Linked DNA regions of Homo sapiens: region 2 is linked to region 1. A link is a loop called in an ENCODE intact Hi-C map of the cell type or tissue named here. Cell type or tissue: CD4-positive, alpha-beta T cell. All regions are shown on one strand. Each heading gives the region's core, and the rest is flanking DNA. Links, peaks and the distances in the headings are about the cores only.

Region 1 (8,232 bases), core at 2,441-4,940:
CTCTTTGTGTATGGTCTGAACGCAGAGAAAGTATTTTATTTTTGTTGTTCTTTTGAGACAGAGTCTTGGCTCATCACAACCTCTGCCTCCCAGGCTCAAGCGATTCTCCCAGGTTCAAGTGATTCTCCTGCCTCAGCCTCCGAGGAGCTGGGATTACAGGCGTGCATCACCATGCCCCGCTAATTTTTTGTTTTTAGTAGAGATGGGGTTTCACCATGCTGGCCAGGCTGGTCTCGAACTCCTGACCTCAGGTGATCCGCCTGCCTCAGCCTCTAAAAGTGCTGGGATTACAGGTGTGAGCCACCATGCCCGGCCACTGTATTTTATATTTTTTAATAATTGAAAAACATTCAAAAGAAAAACAGTATTTTGTGACTTGCAAACATTCGGTGGACTTCATCTTTTGGTGTCCATAAATACACTTTACAGAATGAACGTCCCCTGCCCGCTGACGTGGTATTGTCTGTGGCTACTTTGGCACTAAATCTGCAAGGTCTCATGGCTATGACAGAGACCATAGGGTCCATTGAGACCTTAAAATATTTACTTTCTGGCCCTTTAGAGAAAGTAGGCCACCCCTACCCTACAGCTGGCTATAAATTTTACACATTAAAAAAATGCAACATTCTTAATTTTAAACTCAGTGTACTGGAACACTGCTCATCTCCCTTCTTCAAGATGAAAAGCTTCGACAGTCACCGGGAAGCAGACAAGAACCCTAAGTACACCTCAAGAGTTATTCTCAGGAGCATAAATTACAACACTTTACAACAGCAAAAGCAGGATGAAGTCACTGGAGGCCACGAAAACAACCAAGAGTAATTAGCACCACCAGCTCAAAGACCACACCACAACAACTTCAAAGTTGTCTACTCTTCCTTTCACTACTGTAGGGTTCAAAGTATACATAGAGAAAATCGAACACATACTACCGAAACACATTGCTTATGGAATGCTGGAGAGAAGGGAAGCGAGACCTCCCATTGGCCAGGTGTGGTGGCTCATGCCTGTAATCCCAGCACTTTGAGAGGCCAATGTGGGATGATCACTTGCACCCAGGAGATCAAGACCAGCCTGGCCAACACAGCAAAACCCCATCTCTACTAAAAATACAAAATACGGCTAGGCGTGGTAGCTTACATCTGTAATCCTAGCACTTTGGGAAGCCGAGGTGAGGGGATCACTTGAGGTCAGGAGTTCCAGAGCAGCCTGGCCAACATAGTGATACCCCATCTCTACTAAAAATGTGGCTCAGGCCTGTAATCCCAGCACTTTGGGAGACCGAGGCGGGTGGATCACAAGGTCAGGAATTCGAGACCAATCTAACCAACACGGTGAAACCTCGTCTCTACTAAAAATTCAAAAATTAGCCGGGCATGCTGGCGTGCACCTGTAATCCCAGCTACTCAGGAGGCTGAGGCAGAGGATCGCTTGAACCTGAAAGGGGGAGGGTAGTGGTGGCGGGCACCTGTAATGCCAGCTACTCGGGAGGCTGAGGCAGGAGAACTGCTTGAACCCGGGAGGCAGAGGTTGCAGTGAGCCAAGATCACGCCACTGCACTCCAGCCTGGGCAACAGAGCAAGACCCTGTCTCAGAAAGTAAAATAAAAAATTCATAGTCTTAATAATGGAAAACAAAAACATTTACTGAATGTCAAAACGTCTCCCTAAAAACCCCAATCAGTTGGGTTCTACGTAAAGAACAATTATGCTCTGCTTTCTAACCATGATTTTTAAAAGAACAAAGGACAAAAAAAGTCATCAAATGTGGTCCAGGCACAGTGGCTCACACCTGTAATCCCAGCACTTTGGGAGGCCAAGGAGGGTGGATCATGAGGTCAGGAGTTCAAGACCAGCCTGGCCAATATGGTGAAACTCTGTCTCTACTAAAAACACAAAAATTAGCTGGCCGTGGTGGAGGGCACCTGTAATCCTAGCTACTCTGGAGGCTAAGGCAGAGAACTGCTTGAACCCAGGAGGCGGAGGTTGCAGTGAGCCAAGATCATGCCACTGCACTCCAGCCTGAGAGACAGAGCAAGACTCCCTCTCAAGAGGAAAAAACAAAAACAAAAATTCATGAAATGTAATAAATAAAATATACACTTTGGATTTTTCCATGTACTTAGCTTTTCTAGAGCATCTTTTAGAATTATTGTTTCACAAAAAACACTTTGGGAAACGTTTTAATTTATTAACAAATACTGGAGGGCTAGGAAGAAGAGGTTAAAACTTTTCAAAATATAGAGAATGAATTACTGATACGTGTAAAAAAAAAAAAAAAAAGGTTGCTGACTCCAGTCATGGAAGGCACTGTCATATGGACACTCCTAGCCTCAGCATCTGGAGGTCCGGAAAGGGAAAATTTCAAGTCAGAGAGAATTCTATACATACCATTTATTTGGAACCTTCAGCCCTTAAGATCCCAACATTATGACCTCAGTTTCAACATAATTGTCCTCAGTCCTTGTATTGGTTACAAATACAAAACAAACAGCTCAACTGAACTAACTCTTTTCTCTCCAGAAACACAAACAAAAGACCTCATAAAAGGAGTGAGTTTCTAGCGGCCATAATTACTGCAACTTACTTCTCCAATTTTGCCCTCCACAGTTAACTCAACAGCTCAAAAACTATCAGTAACAAACAACAGTCACCATGATATGGTTAGGAGTGTAGCAGATTTCTCAACCAGTAATAATAATTAAGAAAAAAATTTTGCCTATTAATAAATCTCGTTTCCTGCACTTGCAAGAAACTAATTAAAAGGCAGCCCTGCACGATCTACAAAAACAGCCATGAAGACTGTTACATTTTAAGTTACAGGAAACAAACCTGATCCTCTAATATAGCAAGATACAACTGACTTCCCCTTACATACCCTAAAAAAAAGCCTTACACGAGAAATTTAAACATGGAAGCAGAAATACACCAAGAAAAACACATGTCAAACCCCACCTGTATATCTGTTTTCAACCATTCGGTGTCAAGGCGAGCCTGGGCAGCCAAACACAAAGATTCAGAGGGCATCTTTTCTCCAGCTTCCTCCCAGTTCTCAGGCCTGCAAGTAAACATACATGTTGAAGACCTAACGCTTTTTACTATTTTACAAAGACACTCCGGAAAGGTTTAATGCAGAAAAAAAACAAAAGAGAGAGACAGAGAACAAAAAGATGGGAGAGAAGAGCTGGGGGACCGGAGTGAAGTGCAGAGAGGGAAAGAGGGAACAGATGGAGGGAGAGGGAGGTGGGGAAGGGAAAGCCTCCTTCCAAGGTAGGCAGGGTGTGCCTGGTTTCTCAGGAGGCCAGATCACAATGTCATCCCCCTGCCCTCAAATCCAAAAGGTACACACACACATGACAGAAAGCCCATCGTTTTTTGTTTTGTTTTGAGATGGAGTCTCCCTCTGTCACCCAGTCTTGAGTGCAGTGGCGGAATCTCAGCTCACTGCAAGCTCCACCTCCCGGGTTCACACCATTGTCCTGCCTCAGCCTCCCGAGTAGCTGGGACTGCAGGCGCCCGCCACCACGCCCAGCTAATTTTTTGTATTTTTAGTAGAGACAGGGTTTCGCCGTGTTAGCCAGGATGATCTCCATCTCCTGACCTCGTGATCCGCCCGCCTCGGCCTCCCAAAGTGCTGGGATTACAGGCTTGAGCCACCGCGCCTGGTCAAGAAGCCCACAGTTTGAACGACAAATGACAGCAGCACGAATCTGCCGCTTTACCCTACAGCAGGGCGCCTGCGTGAAACAAATTACTCAAAAGGATCACCTGCAGAAAAACCCACAGCCACCACCACTTAGACATGGAGACAGACCCAAGGCTGCGCCGCGGGCGGTCCGCGCAGGCCCCCCGTTCGGCCGCCCGTCAACCCAGCGCCCGCACCTCCTCCGACGCTGGCAGCCCCGGTGCCCCAGGCCGGGACCTGACGCGCAGGGCCCAGCCGCCTCGCCCCGCTGGCTTGCGGACACAGCCTCCTAGCAGCCGCTGGCTCAGGCGGCGCCAGGGATCCTGACGCCTCTCCCGACCCCCGCCACCCGCGCTTAGGGCCAATCGCAAGGCGGCTCCGTGGGCGCAGCCAATGGGGAAGAGGAGCGCTTCGCCGCTCCTCCGGACTCTCCCGCTTCCTGCAATGCGGTTTATCTTCCTACTTGGGAGCCCACCGGCTGAGGCCAGGGGGCAACCGCAGGTGCCAGAAGGCGGGATTTCCGCGGCACGCACGCACACCCGCACTCCTACGGAAGTCAGTTTCTCACCACCTGAATTATTTGAACTTAGCACCACTAAACGTGGAGCAATCACGTACAGAGTGCTTCCAGACCTCATGTAATAGAAATCACTGACATCATCTATTTTTTTTTTTTTTGAGACAGAGTCTCATTGCGTCGCCGAGACTGGAGTGCAGTGGCATGGTAGCGGCTCACTACAACCTCCACCTCCCCGGTTTAGGTGCCTCAGCCTTCCGAGTAGCTGGGATTACAGGCATCTGCTACCACACCTGGCTAATTTTTGTATTTTCAGTAGTGACGGGGTTTCATCATGTTGGCCAGGCTGGTCACGAACTCCTGACCTCTGGTGATCTGCCCGCCTCAGCCTCCCAAAGTTCTGGGATTACAGGTGTGAGCCACCGTGCCCGGCCTATTTCATATTTTAAATATTAGAAAAGTAGAACTTGGCCAGGTGTGGTGGCTCACACCTGTAGTCTTGGCACTTTGGGAGGCTGAAGTGGGAGGATCGCTTGAGCCCGGGAGTTCAAGACCAGCCTGGGCAACATAACAAGACCCTGTCTATTCAAAAAATAAAATTAGCCAGGTGAGGTGGCACGTGCCTGTGGTCCCAGCTACTCGGGAGGCTGAGGCAGGAGAATCGCTTGAACCCCAGAGGCGGAGGTTGCAGTGAGCCGAGATCGTGCTACTGCACTCCAGCCTGGGAGGCAGAGCCAGACTCCATCTCAAAATAATAATAATAGTAATAATAATAAGCTTGGGCGGTGGAGGGCCATCCCCGGGCATTGGCCACATGTGGAGTGACCTGGCTTGGCTCCCTAGCAGCCAGCTTCTGGGTCAGGCATCTTCGTTGGTGACTTTCAGCTCTCCTGGTGTGGCCGTGAGTGGTGTGGCACTGCCGTGACCCATCTTTTTGTCTTAAAGATGCATCCTGACTTACCTCCACACTTGCACACTCAAGAATGCAACATCGTGATTAACTTGCTAAAAGAATATCACAAAAATCATAGCATCCGAACATTTTTTGGTCATTGCAATGATCTGGATCAGGCAATGAGAAAATAAATGCTTGAAGAATGAGTACATGGAAAAGAGGACCAAGAGCAGAGAGTATGGCAATTTGATGCAAAAGAGACTTTTTTTTTTTTTTTTTTTTTTTTGAGACGGAGTCTTGCTCTTTCACCAGAGCAAGTGCAGTGGCTCAATCTTGGCCCACTGCAACCTCCGTCTCCTGGGTTCAAGCAATTCTCCTGCCTCAGCCTCCCACGTAGCTGGGACAACAGGCCTGTGCCACCACACCCAGCTAATTTCTGTATTTTTAGTAGAGACAGGTTTCACCATTTTGGCCATGGCCAGGATGGTCTCGATCTCCTGACCTTGTGATCTGCCTGCCTCAGCCTCCCAGAGTGCTGGGATTACAGGAGTTGCTGTGTCCAGCCGCAAAAGAGACTTTTTAATTCTCCAGAGGAATCTGAAAAATAAATTGCATTTTCACTGGATGCCTTGGCTGAGAGAAGACCAAAAGGCTATGGGTTGGCCCGGGCATGGTGGCTCACACCTGTAATCCCAGCACTTTCGGATGCCGAGGTGGGTGGATGACCTGAGGTCAGGAGTTCAAGACCAGCCTGACCAATATGGTGAAACGCTGTCTTTACTAAAAATACAAAAATTAGCCAGGCGTGGTGGCAAGGGCCTGTAGTCCCAGCTACTCGAAGGCTGAGACAGGAGAATCTCTTGAACCCAGGAGGCAGAGTTTGCAATGAGCCAAGATCACGCCACTGCACTCCAGCCTGGGTGACAGAGCGAGACTCCGTCTCAAAAAAAAAAAAAAAAAAAAAAGAAAACGCAGAGTGCATAGCACATGGTAGATACTGACACTGCACTGAGTCTCTTACACACATCGTCTCATTTTACTCTCACAAAACCCCAGGAGTTTGGTATCTTTATTCTAATTTTTGAGAAACTGAGGCTCAAAAATATTAGGGATATGTCCAAGGTCACACAATGAGTAATTTGTAGATCTGAAATGCAGACAGATCTCTCATTCTGAGCCAAGTGCTTCCACAGCACAGAAGGTAGAGAAACAAAAGTTCCCTGTGGAGTTGTGGGATGCTTATTGAAGGTAGCTCATTTGGTGTGGAAACCAAAACACAAATGTGCATTAGTGGGAGTCAAGGAGGAAGGAGGAGGGAGGGGAGTAGAGAATTTCATTGCAGACTGAAGGAAGAGAATGCTAAAAATACTAATTTGTGAAAAAAAAACTTGGCAGTTTTAGTAATTTACTGGTATGAGGAGAAATAAAGTTAAAAGAGTATGAATGGTGTGGCGGCAGATCATATGAGAGGTATAGTGAAAATTTACAGAATCTGCTGACCCCAATGTCAACAAAATTCATGGGGCCCAGCTCTGTACCTGCCATGACCAAGTTTTAAATTTTTCTGTAGATAGGCTGTTCCTTCCAAAGCTTAGAGATTAAGCATATATATATATATATATATATATATATACACACACACACATAATTGTTTTTTTTTTTTTTGAGATGGAGTCTCACTCTGTCGTCCCAGGCTAGAGTGCAATGGCATGATCTTGGCTCACTACAGCTTCCGCCTCCGGGATTCAAGCGATTCTCCTGCGTCAGCCTCCTGAGTAGCTGGGATTACAGGCACGTGCCACCATGCCTAGCTAATTTTTGTATTTTTAGTAGAGACGGGATTTCATCACGTTGGTCAGGCTGGTCTTGAACTCCTGACCTCGTGATCTGCCCGCCTCAGAATCCCAAAGTGCTGGAGTTAACAGGCGTGAGCCACTGTGCCCGGCCACATTTATATATTTTTAATTGAAGCCACTAGACCTCAGCATGTGGTCTAAACAAAGGCTCTTCTCCTAGTTCAGTCCATTTTCCATGATATCAGGTTCTCCAAAGGATGAACCCAAGAGGTTCTTGTTAGCTGAAGACAAAGTGAAAGGCTGACAATGACATGCAAATTTAGTAGAGCAAAGAATACACATTTATAGTAGAATAATACAAGAATTTTTTCCTTTCTACCATACAAAAAAAAATGCTTACAATGCAGGTACATTAATTTTATATTAAAAATATCCTTAGGTTGACCTCTGATGTTTTGCTTTTGCACCTGCTGTAAGCCTTAAGGCATTTGGCATTCCCATTTTCACAAACCTAATTTAGTAGACTAAATAGCTATGCTAAGCATTTCACTTGCTTTCTATTATTGTTTGGCTGTAGACTATCACATAATGTGAATGTTATTGATTTTATACATGTTAATTTCTCCTACGACGTACTATAGCAAGCTATACCTTTAGCATTTTTTTTAGGTTTTTGGCTTATAGGAAGGTATCTCCTAAACCATAAAACTTATCCCATATTTTTTTTTTCATAATTTATTTATTGAGCTTTGCTGTATGTAGCTTTTTGAAGTAGATTTTATAGTTTAGAATTGTTGCTTTCCTTTTTTAATCTTTCACTCTTCATTTTTATTGAGCTATGAATTAACTATCTTTATTGTAGCGGTAAAACCATTTGTAATAGTCATAGTTTGATTGAGTGTACATAAATAAATAAAACCCCTACGTTAAACTGGGACGTGACATCAGCCTCTTTTTATTTTTTCATTTAAATTCTGAAAACACATGGAGATGAGTGTCCTTCGTTTCTACCTTAAATGGGTTGTTACAACTGAAGGTAATAGGGGCAGTCAGTTAGCACAAAACAAATGGGCAGCTACACACAAAGAACATTTTAAAGATAAAACATGGGTATTTAGAAGGTTGCTTCCATATGTGCTATGAGTTATGTATGAGTATCAAGGAGAGAAGACAGTAACAACTACCTGGTAATCATTTATGCTCTTATGGAGAACGAGCGGTGACTCCATAATGTCCCCAAAATGAGGCAACAGTCTGTCACTGTAGCAAATGATGAGAGGGCCCTTGAGCTAGCAGGCTGGGGCACATTCTACAACCCCTTTCCTTTGTCCTGTAGGAAA
Region 2 (2,500 bases), core at 1-2,500, 47 kb before region 1:
AGAATGGTGTGAACCCAGAAGGCGGAGCTTGCAGTGAGCCGAGATCGCGCCACTGCACTCCAGCCTGGGCGACAGAGTGAGACTCCATCCCAAAATAAATAAATAAATAAGTAAAAAAAAATAAATAAAATACAGCTTTATAGTATAAAAATATAGATGGGCATCCAATGTATTTACCTTCTAATTATTCCACAAAAAGATTGCTTCCACTTATGTGTGCTTCTAACATCAACAACAGAAGTTGCTGATAAAAGCCAAGCAAGAGTGGATAACTAGTTCTTTGTAAATTAATGTATAAAAAAGATGTAACATAGTTTTTACAGATTTTTCTTTTTCTTTTTCTTTTTGAGACAGAGTCTCACTCTCTTGCCCAGGCTGGAGTGCACTGGTGTGATCTCTGCTCACTGCAACCTCTGACTCCTGGGTTCAAACAGTTCTCCTGCCTCAGCCTCCTGAGTAGCTGGCATTACAGGCTGCGCCACCACACCCAGCTAATTTTTGTATTTTTAGTAGAGACAGGGTTTCACCATATTGGTCAGGATGGTCTTGTACTCCTGACCTCAGGTGATCCGCTCACCTCGGCCTCCCAAAGTGCTGGGATTACAGGCGTGAGCCACCGCGCCCGGTCCTACAGAGTTCTCTAAGAAGGACTAAGAATAAATAAATATTCTTTCCTGACACCGGCACAGCCAGAGGAAGGCATTAACTGCCTTCTGAAACATTAACTGAGCACTGCTGTGCACCAACTTAACTCATGGACTTAATATTTGAAGTTCTTTTGCCTGTTGGTTATTAGATATGCAGAACTTATTTTTCCTAAGAAATAGTTTGGCAATTATGGAAAAAAGACAAAGTTTTATGACATATACTATCTAATTTTAAGATTTACCATAGGCTGGGCATGGTGGCTCACGCCTGTAATCCCAGCACTTTGGGAGGCTGAGGCAGGTGGATCATGAGGTCAGGAGATTGAGACCATCCTGGCTAACACAGTGAAATCCTATCTCTACTAAAAATGCAAAAAATTAGCCAGGCATGGTGGCAGGTGCCTGTAGTCCCAGCTACTCACTCGGGAGGCTGAGGCAGGAGAATGGTGTGAACCCAGGAGGCGGAGCTTGCAGTGAGCCAAGATTGCGCCACTGCACTCCAGCCTGGGCGACAGAGCGGACTCCGTCTTAAAAAAAAAAAAATTTACTATAAAACTATATAATCAAGACAGTATGGTACTGGCATAAGGATAGACAAACACAACGGAATAGAGTTCAGAAATCGGTCCATACATGTACAGCCAGATCACAGACTGAATGAAGCACCAGTACAATTCAATGGAAAAGTCTCCAACAAATGGTGCTGGACCAACTGGATGTTGTAGAGAAAACGTTGAAGTTTAATTCATGCCTCAGACCATCCTGTAACTCAACGTGGCTTACGGACCTAACGCTAAACACTAAAGCTGTGAAGCTCTAAGAACACACAAGAAGATGCCATTGTGACCTGAGGAGAGACAAAGATTTCTCAGGCAGAAATCAAAAGCACCGACCAGATAGGAAAAAAACAGACAAATTAGACTTCAACAAAACTAAACATTCGTGCTCCTCAAGAGGAACTTTTAGGCCAGGCGCAGTGGCTCATGACTGTAATCCTAGCACTTTAGGAGGCCGGGGCGGGTGGATCACGAGGTCAGGAGTTCAAGACCAGCCTGGCCAAGATGGTGAAACCCTTTCTCTACTAAAAATACAAAAATTAGCCGGGCCCAGCTGGGTGCGGTGGCTCACACCTGTAATCCTTGCACTTTGGGAGGCTGAGGTGGGTGAATCACCTGGGGTCAGGGGTTCGACACCAGCCTGGCCAACATGATGAAACCCCGTCTCTACTAAAAATTTAAAAAATTAGCTGGATGTGGTGGTTCATGCCTGTAATCCCAGCTACTCAGGACGCTGACGCAGGAGAATCGCTCGAACTAGGGAGGCAGAGGTTGCAGTGAGCCAAGATCACGCCACTGCATTCCAGCCTGGGCAACAGAGTGAGACCCTGTCTCAAAAAAACAAAAACAAGGCCGGGCACGGTGGCTCACGCCTGTGATCCCAGCACTTTCGGAGGCCGAGGCGGGCAGATCACAAGGTCAGGAGCTCGAGATCATTCTGGCTAACACAGTGAAACCCCGTCTCTACTAAAAATACAAAAAATTAGCCGGGCGTGGTGGCGGGTGCCTGTAGTCCCAGCTACTCGGGAGCGTGAGGCAGGAGAATGGCATGAACTTGGGAGGCAGAGTCTGCAGTGAGCTGAGATCACGCCACTACACTCCAGCCTGGGCGACAGAGCAAGACTCTGTCTCAAAAAAAAAAAAAAAAAAAAAATTAGCCGGGCCCGGTAGCAGGTGCCTGTAATCCCAGCTACTCAGGAGGCTGAGGCAGGAGAATCACTTGAACCAGGGGGGCAGAGGTTGCAGTGAGCCAAGATCACGCCACTGCACTCCAGCCTACGCAACAGAGTGAGACTC

Evidence for each region. Peaks named below come from ENCODE experiments on the same cell type or tissue, not always from the same donor. Only the 100,000 strongest peaks of a DNase experiment are listed, where the experiment ranks them.
Region 2: a loop joins it to region 1, with 2.8 times the contacts of the local background. A loop is called at or near these places in 3 of 110 quality-filtered maps.

What each region holds. Positions count from the first base shown.
Region 1 is chr15:22,753,644-22,761,875 of GRCh38, reverse strand. It overlaps LOC283683 (a long non-coding RNA gene), which reads right to left and starts at 4,019. Exons shown (of 5, transcript NR_040057.1): 1 at 3,882-4,019; 2 at 2,955-3,057. It also overlaps the pseudogene LOC100132817. RefSeq lists a silencer at 3,768-3,997. In CD4-positive, alpha-beta T cell, for the core only: no CTCF peak of the experiment used is centred there; DNase peaks (open chromatin) are centred at 3,965 and 4,325; H3K4me3 peaks cover 924 bases.
Region 2 is chr15:22,803,533-22,806,032 of GRCh38, reverse strand. The region is part of intron 1 of NIPA1 (NIPA magnesium transporter 1); the gene reads right to left. Among named protein-coding and RNA genes, the nearest start is that of NIPA1, 18 kb to the right of the region's middle. In CD4-positive, alpha-beta T cell, for the core only: no CTCF peak of the experiment used is centred there; no DNase peak of the experiment used is centred there.